Regions from separate parts of the Homo sapiens genome. Here region 1 is linked to region 2. A link is a loop called in an ENCODE intact Hi-C map of the cell type or tissue named here. Cell type or tissue: Caco-2. All regions are shown on one strand. Links, peaks and the distances in the headings refer to the core of each region. The heading gives the core; the rest is flanking DNA.

Region 1 (8,341 bases), core at 12-8,011, 53 kb before region 2:
GGCTGAGTGTGGTGGCTCAGGCCTGTAATCCCAGCACTTTGGGAGGCCGAGGTGGGTGGATCACAAGGTCAGGAGTTCGAGACCATCCTGACCAAAATGGTGAAACCCCCATCTCTACTAAAAATGCAAAAATTAGCCAGACGTGGTGGTCTGCACCTGTAATCCTAGCTACTTAGGAAGCTGAGGCAGGAGAATCGCTTGAACCCGGGAAGTGGAGGTTGCAGTGAGCCGAGATTGCACCACTGCACTCCAAGCTGGAGATAGAGCAAGACTCCGTCTGAAAAAAAAAAAAATTGCCAGAGGTGGGGAAAGCTGAGCCAGCCAGAAGACTGAGAGGAACACAGGAATTCAATTGGAAAGAGTCTATATGCTAGGTCATGAAATCATGATTTTATATTATAGAAGTTTGTTTTTTTTTAATGGAGCAAAATAATAAGATTCATGTTTTATAAAGACCCTCCTGACAACAATATGGAGGATGTACTGGAGGAATTTGGAGGTAGGGCTGTGTGGTAAAACTGTAGGCAGGAGGATCATTTTATTTTATTTTTTAAGTCACAATGGAAGAGATATGATGTATGTAGGGAAAAAAACTAATTTAGAAAAAGACTATGTTTAATAGCTACAGAAGAGACACAAACTATGGGAGTTAAAGAATCGCCCTTGCTAGGCTCAGCCTCGCTTTCTTACCTTTCTTCTCTCTCGGCAAACCTAAAACTGATAAAGCTTTAAACTTCCCCAGGCTGAGTAACCTTGTTAGCAAGTGGGATAATGCCTGTAAGTTTGCAGGATTTAGATGCAGCAGGTAGATATGAAAGTGTAGTGTGCTTTGAGTATTCTGTCTTTATTGAATTTGCAGACCTACAATAGCAATGGCGGGAGCATGGCTATTTTTGCTTCAAAGTCAGTTGCTTGATTCAGTAGAAAGAGCACAGGCTACAGACAGTCAGACTGGGAGTTGAATGCTAGCTGCTCCACTTATGCTATAAGTAGGTAAATTAATTTCTCTCAGAAAGTCAGTCTCATCTGTTAGTGTCTCTCTCATGAAATTCACTAGTAGAAGTAGACAGAACAACAATAAACAAATACATATTAAAGAATGCTACTGATGGTAAAGAGCAAAGTGAGCAAGAGGATAGAAACTAACTGAGAACTGCTTTTTATTTAAGGTGGTCAAGAAAGGAATCCGTGAGAAGGTCATATTTAAACACACACTTGCAGAAAGTGAGAAAATAAGCTTTGAACACATTTTGGAAAAAGAGAATTCCATGCCTAGAAAACAGCAAATGCAAATGCCCTACAGCAGAAGAAAGCTGGGCTTGGGGGAAGGAAAATCAAGGAAGTATGTGTGGTTGGAGCGGAGCCTGGGCAGGGCAGCGTGAAGACTCACCCAGTAAGCATGGGCAAGCGTCCAGGCCAGGATCTTCTCTAACTGACCAGAGCAACAGGAAGCTGTCCTGGGCAGAAGAGAGGCACCATCTAACTGGCTTGAAGATCCCTAAGACTGCAGTGTTGAGTGCAGACTGTAGGGGACAGTGGGAGGAGAGATCTTCCAATAGTTAAGGAATTCCTGCAATGATTCCAGTTGAACAACGAAGAAGGCCCAGTCCAGGCTAGTAGGTGGAAGAGGTGTTCAGTGGTTATATTCTAGATAACGTTTAGAAGGTGGTGCTGATAGCATGTGCCGATGGATTGCCAAGGTGTGATCTTTGCTCAAGAGATTTTGGCTGGTCTTGTAAGAATAAAACAAAGTAAATAAAGTGCCTACAATTACTCAAAAACATCAGTTCTTTCCACCTTCCTTTGAGGTTCTTTGGCCTCTGTAGCTCAGGCCTCTGCAAGTGCTCAACATATGCAAAATCTGGTCAAGAGTGGCACTGGGTGATTTTTCAGCCATTGCTTATTGCCTGCTGTGTCCTTGTCTACTTGTTTTCTGGGTGAACAAAAACAAAAAGGTTAAGTACCACATTATTTTATATCTATTGCCAGGGCAAGCAAAGGCAAAAAGTGCTTGAGACAAGATATTTTCTTTCCCACAACAAGACTGAGGAGATTTACTGTAGGGTTTCACATTAAAGCAAAGCTAAGCAACACAAACAGACAAGCAAGCAAGCAAGCAAGCAGACAAACAAACTGGGTCCATTTCTCAAAGCTCAAAGCCCTCATCCAAGGAACTTTAATGAAGCCTTGAAAAGCAAACAGCAGTGGCAGAGGATTTAGTTCCAGGAGGGGGAAATTTTAAAAAAATTCATTGAAGATTATACATACTGGAATATGAATGAAAAATCATGGTTGAGTGTATTTAGCAGAATACTTGGCATTTGAGGGGAAAAAATCAGCCCATTTGGCTCAAACCTATCCCTGAAATCTAGTTCTCAATGATTACGCCATGAGGACACTCTTCTCTGAGTGAAGTTTTTATGTTAAGCCAACTGTGAGGGGAGCAGTCTTGGTTCTTCCTAAAGCCCTGCTTTCCCAAGTTCTATCTCCATGTGGAACCCTGGCCCTAGTCTTTTCTAGGGTGGGCATCTCACAGGCCCCCTGGCTTTACTTCATAAAAGGAAACTGACATTTATTGGGCCTCGCCTCCTGCCAGGACCCTGGTACTCAATGGAATTGTCACAGTACCATTGCAGGTGGAGTATCATTATTTCCGCTTCTCAGAGGTGGTGCTGGAGAGAAGCTCACCCACTCGCCCACACCTCACAGCTGTTACTTCATGACAGCAGGGTGCAGCTGAGCTGCCACGGATTCCAGGCTTTTTGGCCTCCCCTAGCCTTCCTCCCAGCACATTTTCCATTGCTGACTGGTATTTGACACTGACTTCCCCCGGATTATTTCACCATTGCTCCTAAACCATTCGGGTCATAATTTCTTTTTTTTTTTTTTAACTTTTAAGTTCAGAGGTACATGTGCAGGTTTGTTACATAGATACATTTGTGTCATGGGGATTTATTGTACAGATTATTTCATCACCCAGGTATTAAGCCTAGCATCCATTAGTTATTTTTCCTGATCCTCTTCCTCCTCCTACCCTCCACTTTCTGAAAGGCCTCAGTGTGTGTTGTTCCCCTCTATGTGTCCATGTGTTCTCATCATTTAGTTCCCACTTATAAGTGAAAGCATGTGGTATTTGGTTTTCTGTTCCTGTGTTAGTTCCAGCTCCATCCATGTCCATGCAAAGGCATGTCATGGTTTCTCAATACTTTTATCAGGAACAGTTGTAGGCAGAACATTCTATCAACTTTAGGGAATGTTGCATCCATTTAGCATGACTCTGTTTTCTGCCAATCAGTATCATGTCTTCAGAGACTGCAGGATGTGATGAGGCTATGGGAAGTAATGAACTCAGGTCTGATCACCAAACCACTGCTGTCAAATGGGGTGATTGTATGTGTGTGTGTGCATGCTTGTGTGCTTACAAACAATGCAAATAGCCTAATCCCTTTGTGGGGCAGAGCTCAACAGGTCATTGTTCACTGCTGGATGCCTGTTCTTTTCATCCTAACCATTTTTCCCCTGGAACTATTTATTATTTCTTCCTTTAACAAAAGAATAGCCTCACAGGGTGTTGACGACACTGAGTAGCTCATAACATATGACTGCTTCAGTGCAAAGGAGATGTGGCGAAACAGTGAAACTCTACTCCTCATAATTGTGCATATATGTGTGTGTTTTTTTGTCCAAATGTGTGTCTGTTAGTAGCTCAAGAAGATAAATGTTATTAATCAATTAGTTAATTAAACAAACAGCAACAGAGTGCTTATTCTGCAACATGCTTTATGCTCCATGCTCTCTTTGAAACTAGGCACTCATACACAATAAATACCATTACGCACAGTTGAAAATCAGTCTGTGAGTGGAAGAGGCTATGCCAATGGTGACATTTGCTGTGTGCTCTGATTGCTACTGAGCTCTCCCTTATTCTGGTGCTCCACAATTATGGACAACTCAGTATTTTCTGCATTAACAAATGGGAACAGTGAGAAAGATAAACCAATACATAGCACGATTAAAACAAATCTATATTTGCTTTTAAATGTAGTCTCAAATATAAACAAAGATTGTTTACTTCATAGAAGAGTTAGGAGGACAGTTAGTTATTGGAATACTTTATCCTACTACTTTAATCCTCTGTGAGTTTTAAAATGTGCAGTTATTGAAGTAATTCATTACAAATATTTACAAAGTGGTTGATGTTTAACTTTTTCAGCTGATGCTTTATGTTAAATGGACACTGAGCTTGCATTCCAAAATAGATAAGACAAACTCATACATTTATCTACCCTCTGAACCCAGATCTTCCCTTACATTGCATTTTACTCAGATCTATACCAATCTGTAATAGATGTGAGCTTCTTGGGGAAGGATTGAGAAAGGAGGTGAATCCATAAAGTTAGGATTTCTCACATGAGTGTCGGATTCGATAAATAATTTTTGGCTTAAAGGCAAGTCATTCATTAACAGAAGCTAAAATCATGGTTTCATGAATGAAACCATTTTCTTCAGAGTTTTAATTCAAGGTTGGGACAGAAAGATGTTGTAGACTTATGTTACATAATATTTGGCATTGTAGATGCACTGATTTTTATTCTTAAGTTTATCCCATATTCATCCCACCAAACTATTTATATAATTGTTCTTTGTATTTAAAAATCATCTTCTGACGGTGAATTATGTTTTCCAGCTTCAGTGATCAGTGGCTTTCTCTGACAGTCTCCCTGTGCTTATTTTCCCCTGCATAAAAAATCCATTTACTGTATGTAAAGAATTTTCAAATGCATAGGTAAGAAGTATTATCATTGTTCCAGTAATGTCATTCACATTATCTCCATTTATATTCTTGTTTCAGGATGTAAGAATTTGTCTCTGTGCTGCAATTCCTTGACTATATCTGGATATTCTAGGTTTTTGCATACTGACTTTTTCTCTTCAGCATTCATAACACCTCCCAAAGCGTGGCCAACTTAGAAGCTTTTTGTTTCATTTTGTTTTTGTTTTGAGATGGAGTCCTGCTTTGTTGCCCAGGCTGGAGTGCAGTGGCATAGTCTTAGCTCACTGCAACCTCCACCTCCTAGGTTCAAGCAATTCGCCTGCCTCGGCCTCCTGAGTAGCTGGGATTACATGCGCCTGCCACCGTGCCCAACTAATTTTTTCATATTTTTAGTAGAGATGGGATTTCACCACGTTGGCCAGGCTGGTCTTGAACTCCTGACCTGAAGTGATCTGCCCGCCTCAGCCTCCCAAAGTGCTGGGATTACAGGCGTGAGCCACCAGGTCGGCCTGCCAACTTAGAGTTTAATTAATATAATGTTGATTTATTTCCTCTTAGGTTGTTAACCAAGATGCAGAAATTGTGTTACTATACTTTCCTTAGGATTTCTAGAAATTAAAAATATTCAGTCTATAGTGAACTAAATTGCTTAATTTGCATCTTTTTGGAAAAAAGTAAAAAAAGAAACACACACACACACACACACACACACACACACACACACACCCTCCAACATAGCACCAAAGGCCAAATTTTATCAGTTGAGTCAATGAGATGTGTGTGTTTTTTTTAAATAGGCTTTATTTTATAGAGCAGTTTTGAGTTTACAGCAAAATTGAGCAGCAAGCACAGAGGTTTCTCCCACACATGCACATCCTCCCCCATTGTCAGCATCCTGCACCTCAGTGGTACATTTGTTACAGGAGTTGACCCTACATTGACACATCATTATCACCTGAAGCTCACAGCACTTATTAGAGTGAACATTAGGGTTTACTTCTGGTATTGTACATTCTATGGGTTTGGACAAACATGTAGTAACATGTATCCACCATTATAGTATCATACAGAATAGTTTGACTGCCTTAAAAATCCTCTGTCCTCTCTCTATTCATCCCTCCCTCCCTGCTCACCCCAGGCAGCCACTGATCTTTTCACATGCATTTTCTAGATGCCATATAGTTGGAATCATATAGTAGAATGTAGCATTTTCAGATTGGCTCTTTCACTTAGTAATATGCATTTAAGGTTCTTCCAAGTCTTTTCATAACTTGATGGTTCATTTTTTTAAAGTACTGAATAATATTCCATTGTCTGGATGTACCACAGTTTATTTATCCACTCACCCATCAAAGGACATCTTGATTGCTTCTGAGTTTGGGCAATTATAGATAAAGCTGAATCCATGCTCAGGCTTTTGTGTGCACATAAGTTTTCAACTTATCTGGATAAATATCACGGAGCATGGTTGCCAGACTGCCTTCAAAGTGGCTAAACCGTTTTGCATTCCCCCAGCAACGAATGAAAATTCCTATTGTTCAACATCCTTGCCAGGATATAGTGTCAGCATTTTGGATTATGGCCATTCTAATAGGTGTGTAGTGGTATCTCACTGTTTTTTGTTTGTTTGTTTGTTTGTTTTTTGCAATTTCCTAATGACATATGGTATGAAGCATCTTTTCATATACTTATTTACCATCTGCATATCTTCTTTGGTGAGGTGTCTGTTAAGGTCTTTGACTCACATTAAAATCTGGTTGTTTTCCTATTGTTGGATTTTATAAATTCTTTGTATATTCTGGATAATAGTCCTTTATCGGTGCGGGGGGCGGTGAGGCGGGGGGGGTTCTTTTGCAAACATTTTCTCCCAGTCTGTAGCTTGTCTTCTCCTTTTCTTGACACTGTGTTTTACAAGCATTTTTAATTTTAATAAAATCCAGCTTAATGAGACATGTTTTCATATTATTTGACCAAAATAAATATGAGCCCACTTTATTAACTCTTATTTTCCTGAGTGTGTGTACCTTGCCAATCTTTCAGAAGACAAAGGCAGACATTACTCCATGAATGAAAATATAAAGTAGTTGGAGGCTTGAGGTTCTAGTGTCAGGCTGCCAGGGTACCAATCCTGGCTCCAGTATTTCCTAGGTATGTGACCTTGGGTAAGTTTCATAATGTCTCTGCTATGGACTACACTGTGTTCCCTCCAAATTCATATATTGAAGCCCTTGCCTTCAATGTGACTGTGTTTGAAGACAGAGCCCTTAAGGAAATAATTAAGAGGTTAAATGAGGTCTTAAGAGAAGAAGACACCAGAGTGCGCTCTCTCTCTCTCTCTCTCTCTCTGTCTGTCTCTCTTCCCTCTGTCTCTCTCTTTGAGCATGCAGAGGATCATATGAAGACACAGGGAGAAGATGGCCACTTGTGAGCCAAAGAAAGAGGCTTCACTAGAAATCAATCCTACTAGGACTCTGATTCTGGACTTTCAGCATCCAGAACTGTGAGAAAATACATTTTTGTTTGTTTAAGCCACTTAATATGTGGCTTTTCTTATGGCAGCCCTAGAAGACTAATATAATTTCTAAAACTGAGTTTTCCATCTTCCATGTATAACAATAACATGTATCTGATAAGGACTATTTGGATTAAGAAGAATGACATTTAAATGATTTGGCATAGGACTTGTCATATAGAAAGATCTCGATAAATGTTAGCTATTATTTTCTTAATAAAAGGGTGCTTACTGTAGTGGCATTCAAAAAGAAGGCTTTTTACCTGAAACACATTCTTCCTTAAGGCATAAATAATGCTTATAAATGTGTCCTGTAGTTTTTTAAATTCCTACATGAAAATCCTGCCAGAACATCAATGTAGATGCATTTATTCTCTGATAAAAAGTTTGACATTATGTAGACAGCAAGCTATGCATAATAAATAAAGCAAAAATTATAGAGTAAAATGGCACACATCAGTAAAACATCCAGATGTGCCCTTACAAAGTATTTTCATGACTTCTGTTTTCATCGTCTAGTCTAAATGTCGGGAATCATGCAAACACAGTCAAAGTTTTGCTAAGGGCTTACACTACCTCCTGGTACACTATGGCCTTAAACCTTAATAAGGTCTCTTAGGAATCTAATCAATTTTCTAGGGTCAAATAGATTAGGATTTTGCTTCTATTTCTTTTCATACATATTAGTCCAATTATTACACAAGATTTTCTTGGAAAGTCATAGATTACAATGTATGGTTCCATTCTCCCAAGCTATCCAGCTTCCCACTGTCTCCTTCTCCTCAACAGCTTTAGTGCCTGATACGGTTTGGCTGTGTCCCCACCCAAATCTCATCTTGAATTGTAGTTCCCATAATCCCCACATGTCATAGGAGGGACCCAGTAGGAGGTAATTGAATCATGGGGGTGGTTTCCCTCATGCTATTCTCATAATAGTGAGAAAATTCTCATGAGATCTGATGGTTTTATAAGGGGCTTTCCCCTTTACTGGGCTCTCATTCTTCTCTCTCCTGCCACCTTGTGAAGAAGGATGTGTTTGCTTCCCCTTTGGCCTT
Region 2 (8,341 bases), core at 51-8,050:
TAACATATATATACAGTAACTAAAGATGTAAATCATATGAAGAAAAATTCAGAACCCCTGTTACAACATATTAAAAAAGGAGAGATGTTAAAAACAAATTTTTATCTACTTTGTCATTATTGACTTCATTTTATAGATGAAAGTTCTCAGGCTGTTAAACGAACTGCCCAAGACACATACACACTCACAGGTGCACATGTGCACACATACACACACACTCACACCCTTGGACCAACTCTATTTTGTTGACTGCTATGTTCTCACTGCTTGCTGTAGTCTCAGTGTAAAGTCTGGATCAAAACAGATAATGAACAAATATTTGTTGAATGTTTGACTGATTCAGAAATAGACTCCAAGTCTTTTGACATGAAATTCATTGTTCTTCCCAAAACATGAATGGAAACATTTAAAATATCCTTCTCTATCTTCTAGTCTTACTGGGAGAATAGAATGTGATAATTGTGTGAAAGAAACTTAAAATTATGTAAGTGCATGGAAATCTAAGTCAGCGTTATTATCATTATAGTTTAAGTTTATAAAATGTCTCATTTCTCTTACCATTTAAGAAAGGAAAAATTAACTAGAATGGCAATTTAGTATACGTGCTACTGAAGTGAGCACAAGAATGGCAATTTTAGATACAACTATTTGATCTTTGTGAATGATCTGACTAGGAAAAAGAAAAATATTTCCTACAGCATTTGGGCTTAAATAATGGAAATTTCATTTTTAATGGTAATTCTATAAGGAAAGATAATTCCTTATTATATACCAATCTTACAGCATAATGAACCAAACACTTGTTTGAGAGTTTTAATCTAGATTTTCATAAGTTAAAAAATAACATAAAATAGAAGTTTTCAGTCAATCACATCTTAAAATTCTTTCTTTAATATGAAAATCTATACCACAACTTATACTGTAAATTGCTTTAGATTCCTTTTTTATTTAGCAGGATTTTGAAATAAAGAATAGAGTTGTCATCAATACCATTAATCAAATCACAGCTAATAAAAAATGCATTAGTAAATAAAGACTTATAAAAGGGCACCTGATTTTGGCATAATTAAAAATACTTATGACGAAATAGTGTTAGAAAATCTTACGGCAGTACAATATATATGTTAACTGGGAAAAGGTTATCTAAAATCATTTAAACATATCCCAACTTAAATTATAACCATTGTGGAAGTCAAAACCATAGGATTGTGCCTGCTAATTTAGTTACAAAGTCAATAATATAGAAATTAGTTTGTTAAATCACCATCCTGCATACTATAAGGATACCTAGACAGTAACCTCATATGGGGAGCACTCAAAATCATTTGGACCAATTTTTTAAAGCCGTTTTGAAATAATTTACTTCCAAATCAAGATATTAAATGCCAGCTTCTAACCAGCAATAATGCTTATGGCTAAGATAGAAATGAGATTCTTTACAGAAACGCTGACACAGCCTTAACTGTAAGCACTTGAGTGTGCAGCTATAATTCTTTTTTCAAATCTTTCCCAGTAAAGCTTCAGGTAAAAGAGTCCACAGAATATGTAAACGGTAAGAGACAGTCTAGAGCTTTTACAAAATCACAAACCTGTGACACATTTATATTCATCTTTGATTGCTACCACTAAACGACTAAATCATTCAAGGTGTATTGATTAGCTCTTTAATAGATAAAAGGTGGGCGGTGTCTTATATAAACCAACATTTCTTAATACATTTGATTGGCAAGAACTACACATTTTAAGCTGACAATGTAAACCCCTAAAATATTTTTCCAAAAAGCTTTCTGCCTTATTTAGCATTACAATTACTAATCAAAAACCATAAAAAAGAAAAAATTACAAAAAAATACAGAACAAAGATTAAGAAAGCTTTTCTTTTCCATTCGGAAACTAAACAATAAAATAATTTCCCAAGCAGTCATTTTTCTGTATGGAAGGCATTCACAACTGGACCAGATAACATAATACCAGAATAAACCAAGGGAATACAACTTGTACTGGGAGGTGGGTGACTGGAACCAAGGATTTAATTGTCTAATCTTAATTTTCATTTTTTAAAGTGTGTAAAATAATGATGCTTATAATGAGGAGTTCATTTTAATGCACGGCCAACTCTAAGTCATAACAATGATATAGTGGTGTTTTTTTTTTTTTTTCCTTCACATTGTCATATAGCCAACAGAGGACTATTCATCCGGCACTGGAAAATACTATTTTGATGTTTATTGATCAAGGCTGTATGAGGAAAGTTGTCATTTTTGAATGGAAGATAGTAAAGAGTTATCAATTCTTGTAAGTACAGAAGAAGAAATAAATAGAATCATCAGACTAAACAAATATTAAAATTATTAGTTTTAATGTAAGTACCCTTAATAAATTATGTGGTACTAAAAAGATGAACTTAAAATTTTACCATCTTTCATCACAAGGATCTGATTTTATAGGATTCTAAAAATTTGCCAACTTACATTGCTTTTAACTAATATTTTATTTTGTAAACTCAGCATTGTATCACAGTAAAACAAGTTAAAATGTGTAAGAAACTGATTTTTTAAATCAGCCCTAAATTTTATCTTAAACGTTAGCTAATCATTCATTTAAATTAAAATTTATTCTTTTTTTAATCTTCTTTTTACTTAAAGGCAAAAAATCACACTTATTACCAGTTACAAATCATCATGCAAATCTGTAAACAGTTGACATCTGGTGAAGTCTTTACCTTGTATCATGATGAAGCAACACTCATTTTGATATAATATTCATTTCAAATGCTAATTTTTTTCTTCATTAGTGGCAGAAAAGATATAACATGCTCTTAATATTCTTTATAAGAGTATGTTGCTGAATAAGAATTTTTAAAAAAGGAATATGTTCAAGATGGATATTTAAATCTTGCAAATAGTAATCCCATTAATTAGCTATAGCAACCTGTCTGTTAAAAGCACTATACACAGGCCAGGAAAATGGGCAAGGACAGGTAAGAGACATACATTCTTCCTAGCCTACTTGCAGTATTTATCAATTCCGCTTACTGTTTTCTTAGAAGTTTTAAATATCACATAAACAGGTAAAAAAATTCTAGTTATTGTGACTGTATTATATATACGTGTATATTATATATGTTATATATAACCATAGTTAGTGACTTATTTGGGCTCAATTCCCTGTGACTGCTTTCAGAAACAAACAGGTAATTTTCATATCACTAAATGTTCAATATGCCCAAATGAATCTATTATTCTTTTAAAATATTTAATATTTTTTATAAGTATGTTCTTCAGGCTGGCAGTGCAGATAGAAAAGTAAAATCCAATTTCGACAATAAGGTAACTTCACTCCTCCCTCACCAAAAAATTAAAAAAAAAAAAAAAAAAAAAAAGCCTTATGTCAGCAAAGGGCAGATTTTTTTAGTACATATGGTTCCTAGAAAAGTAAATGACTAGTTTCATATCTAGAAAATATTTTATCCCCTTGCTGTTAGGATTTAACAAAGAAGTTCAATATCAGCTGAAAAAGGTAGAACAAAACTATGAGCCATCCAAATGAGCAAATCATGATCTGTCCTTTTTGACACCTACTGGAGTAGGGCATATGCTGGGATTGGGGAATATTTCAATTTAGATATGCTCAGCCACTCTGTTTTCCTTTCACATTCTAACCCCCTTGTGTTATAAGGCTGGCAACAGCTCTAAGAATGTGGAGAATGTAAACAGCCTTTTATTGTCCGAAGGGATGGCAGCGTAAGGAATGTGTGCTTATCAACAGGGCTGCAGCTCCCTACCTCACTTACCATGATAAAGTGCTCCAGGAGAAAAACATTACAACCCAAGCACAATCCCAAAATGGATTAGAATTTGACATAAGCTTTTTTAAAAGCAAATCCATCAGTCCATGCTGTAATATTAGAATCTAGCTCTTAAGGAGAGCATATAATCCCTTCAAGATGTATTTCCTATTCCTTACTGACTATGGCGGTGTGGAAAAAAAAAATATCTAACATTTCCAATATAGTAGCTGGGAGAAGAACTTTTCCCCGACACGTGCCCAAATATATTTTCTCATCTTTAAGAGCCTATCACACTGCTTACGGAGCAGATACACAGTTCATATTTATTAAATGCAAAATTAATGAACTAAGATTCGTGAAGATATTCTGAAGACCCCACATAAACACCTGATTTCCCCAGGCTTTTCCTTACACACACCATACAAATGCTGCTTTGTTAGATCACCTTTTATTAGAATCCAGACTAAAAAATTTTAAAGCAAGGGATACTAAAGATTAATGTGGCATATATTTTGGATTCATAATGCCTAAGATGTAAAATGTATTTTAACATGGAGTATTGTAGATAGCCAGTATGTGATGGCTCATTCAAGGATATTTGGGCATATCATTGCATTTTCTTCTTGATGCCATTGAAGAGTTTCTGAGTTAACGCTGTGCAGGTGAAGCTAATCTCCACCGTAACAAGCATGGACCACGGGCATCTCAGAGGTCTCTCCACCTTTTAGAGTTCCTTCCACCCTCAGAACTTGCAAAGTGCCTCTGCCTTAACAATATCATACATATCATAAACTTTCAAAGTTACTTGATTTTCCCCCTAATAGGAAAAGAAAGAGACAAAGAGAACGAGAGAGAGAGCGAGCGAGAGAGAAGAGACTGTCATCTTCTAAGTGCTTGGGCAAAGTCTTAAGTATGAGGACCAAAGAAACTATGGCATCAGGAGAAAGCCCTCTTAATAGCACCCTAACAAGGCAAGAGCTAAGTGACCAGAAGAAATCCATCACAGATGCTGACCCAGCCAAAGCACTCCCCTTCTGTAATTTTACTTTAAAAGTTTCTTCTTGAAGATCTTACTTTGGTTTTCCCTCAACTATAATTAGCCATGCATATAGAACATAGGCGTATATCAGGAGGAGGAGAGCGTGGCGCCTCGCGGGAAGAGAGAAGAGAGTGACAACGCGAACCCCAAACCACATTTTAATACGTTTCTTATTCCTCAGCGCCTCCGAGCCACCCAGACCAGGCGGGCGGTCTCCCTGAAAAGACAGCTTCGAGATGCCCGAGAGGGGGCTCCTGCGCGGAGCTGGGCATGAAAGTTATATCTTGTGTCCCCAGCTGGCAGAAAGCCCCATCCCAGTCCCTAGCGCCAGACGGAAAACGAAGAGAAATCCAAGCTGTCCCCCAAATCCGTATTTTGCCTAAGTTTTCTCCCAGCAAGGCGCCACTACCTGGCTCTGAGAACGAGGATGCATGCACTATGCTGTGCTTTGGGAGAAGTGTCTGTGTGCATCTGGGCAAAACACCACGTGAAAAATAAACACCACCAAGCCTCTCAAACTGTGAACAGGAGGAAGGTCTTTCTGCCCCTTCTCATCCTATCAATTTACTTTCCTTCCTCTCCTTGACCGCTTATCAATAAACCGCTTCCTTCTCCCGGACCTACTTCCCGGCCACCTTCTGCCTACTTTACCCCAGCGCTCAAGTCCCAACCCGTGCTAAGCCCCTGAGTCGCCTGTAGATCCCGTCTATTCCGTTCTTCAATTCTTCCCTTTCGACCTCTAAGGCAACCCAAAACTCCTTGCCCTCCGCGCGCCCCCAACCCCACTTCCCAAGCAGGCCCAGGCTGGGCTCCAAGTCAGCCGCCTGCGCGGTTTTCCCGCCGAAACGCGTCCCCGGCGTGTGGGACGGCGCGCGGGCCGGGCACTCACCAGCTGCAGCAAGCCAGGGACCACCACGAGGGGCAGCGGCCGCAGGCGCATGGTGCCGGCTGGCGCGGCTTTTCACGAGCTGCGCGCCCTCGCCTGCCTCTCGCGCATCTCCACTTCGCGGGGCAGGACTGAGGACGCCAGGGACACAGCGCGGCGCTTCCCTCCCGGAATCCGAGCGCTGCGCCGTGCCGCGCAGCTCTGGCCGGGTGGGCGGGCAGGGAAGGGGGAGGGTGGGCGGACCGGAGGTGCCTCTCCCGGCCCCCCGCGCGCCCCTCCTCGGAGGGGGCCGGCAAAGAGCCTGCGGGGCAGCTCGAGCTCCGGCACGCGGCGGGGGGCTTCAGTCGCGCCTTGGACTCTCCCGCTTGGCCGGGCTTGGGGTGAGCGCGTGGGGCGCCTGCGGGAGGGAGGCGGCGGCTCGGGCGCTTGGGTGATGGGTTCAGTGCGAGGCTGCCCTCCAGATCCGATCCCGCCGGGCGGATGCCTGGCCGAGCTGAGCACGCCTGGCCAGCCGGTGCCCCAGAGCCCCGAGAGGCCGGGTGCCTCCTCCCACCCCCGCCCAGCAGAAGGCCGGTCCGAGAGGCTCCACTGTGCCAAGCGCCCTGCCAACTGACTGGCTCTCGCTTTGGCTGGGGAGATTGGGGATGAGGGGAAGAAAAGGTTCTCCCTGGGTGGCTGCAAGAAAGAGTGCGCCCGCCTGGAGAGCGCCCAGAGAGTTTAGGAGGGGAAGGCGATTGCAGAGTCCTGGGGCGGGGCGTGGGGAGCTGCGAACGGAAAAGGCTGGGGCGGGGAGGTGAGGCTGGAGCCCAGGACGCCCTGGGAGAGTGCCCTACTCTGCCGCAGCGCCAAGCTCGCAGAGCCGCGGGTAAGGGGTACAAAGTGCGCCTGGTGCGGCTGGAAGGATTTCTGGGGTTGGGGAGTAATGGGGACCTCGAGGGACCAGGAGCAGAACTGTGAGAAACGGAGCTAGGTGATGTCTGGTTTACTCCGGTTTGGGGATGGTATAGACAGCTAGGTGTCCTGAAGACAGACAAAGTTGCTCCCAGACCTTCTGCCCGGGCTTTGGAGAAGCAGAATAAAGGCAGGATACCCCACCACAGCCTCCGACTTCAGAAATATTGGAGAGGGGTATCTTTGCGGACGGGCGAAGGTGCAAACCTGATGCCTGTGAGCCTCGACCTCCGTGTTAACAACTCGCCATTGGAGAGATCCTTAACCTTTTACTATCTTTGTGCTGGACACTCGAGTGGAAAAATCAAAGGCAATGGGGCTCACAGACCTGCACTGTTTTTACGGTAGATCAGAGTTTGGGCGTCATTCGTCACTCCTTTATTGAACAGGTGGGAAACCTAAGGTCCAGAGAGATACATTCACTTCTCCAAGGATGAGACTTTAGGCAGTTGCTCCGACAGAATACCCAAGGCGAGAATGCTTCTTACATCTAGAAACGCAAAGCTCTTAGAGAAGAAAACCATGTTGAAGCAAGGGAGTAGAATTGCAATTGATTTCTAGGCTTTAAAAAATAAACCCAACAAAAAGCACAGATTAAGTTGTAATTTTTGGACAAAAAAAAAAAAGTTTCCTTCTCCTCTGCTTACCACCCCCACCCCAAAATAGAAATGAAGGAGGGTTGTTAAATCTTAGCGGTTGAAGCAGAGCAGCCTTGGTCCTAGGTTTCAAAGGCAGGAGGATTGCTTTGACTAGGGCAAAATCCTACTATTCCTTTCACTGAGTGTGCCAAGATTGTGCAGATGGGGAGGGAGGTTATTCCAGAGTGTTCTGGGATCCCAGTGTGAATTTGAGAGTGTGTTGTCCTTGAGCCTGCAGGTAGGGTATCTTTCCAGTACAACTCCATTTCCTGTAGGGGGGGAGAGTGGCAAGCAAGGGGCATGCATCCTCCCTAAACCCTTGCTAAGCCTGACTGGGGGTTCCATGGTAAAGGATGCACCAGCTGCATCCCATTTCTGCTTGATCTCAGACTCTCCTTTTGCCTTGCAACAGACTCAAAAACAAAACCACTATTTGCATATCCAAATCTATATCTCACCCATTCCACTCCTCATCCCTACAAAAATTCCCTCTTTACCAAGGCTTAGAGCCCTGTTCTACCAGTTCTAGTAAATTATTCTGTCCCAAAAGCACAAATAAGAGGATTTCAAAAACTGGAAGGATCTCTATTGGTTGATTTTGCCCAACTTTGCGTCCCTGGATAGGGCTGCATCTTATTTACAGACAACCTTTTCGAAACAAAACGGACATAATAGGAAGGGTTTTGCAGAAACAGAGGAACCCCTTTCTGAAGAGGTACAGCTCGAAGAGGAGAGAGGCTAACCGCTTTGCAAGAGGCACTACCTCATTTAGACTTGGTGTCTCTGCCTGAGCTGAGCTGACTCATTTATAGAGCCAGAAGGTGAGGTCCTGTCTCCATTTGGTACTTTGGTAGTTTGCCATTCAGCTATCACAGGCTTTGTAAATGAGGAGGGCATGATTTAACACATTATTGAAATAAATAACAAAGTTGTTTAATTACTGGAATAGTTCACTTTTTTCCTTCAATTTGTTCATATTTCTTAGATCATTTTTGTTCTTTTGAGAAACTACATAAAGTTTAAAAGTGGAAGTTAAA

What was found. Hi-C counts contacts between places; a loop is a spot of excess contacts. Peaks named below come from ENCODE experiments on the same cell type or tissue, not always from the same donor. Only the 100,000 strongest peaks of a DNase experiment are listed, where the experiment ranks them.
Region 1: a loop joins it to region 2, with 5 times the contacts of the local background. A loop is called at or near these places in 4 of 110 quality-filtered maps.

What each region holds. Positions count from the first base shown.
Region 1 is chr2:138,721,060-138,729,400 of GRCh38, forward strand. All of the region lies in intron 1 of NXPH2 (neurexophilin 2), which reads right to left. Among named protein-coding and RNA genes, the nearest start is that of NXPH2, 55 kb to the right of the region's middle. In Caco-2, for the core only: no CTCF peak of the experiment used is centred there; no DNase peak of the experiment used is centred there.
Region 2 is chr2:138,774,473-138,782,813 of GRCh38, forward strand. It overlaps NXPH2 (neurexophilin 2), which reads right to left and starts at 5,918. Exons shown (of 2, transcript NM_007226.3): 1 at 5,719-5,918. The coding sequence starts at 5,769. In Caco-2, for the core only: no CTCF peak of the experiment used is centred there; a DNase peak (open chromatin) is centred at 3,739.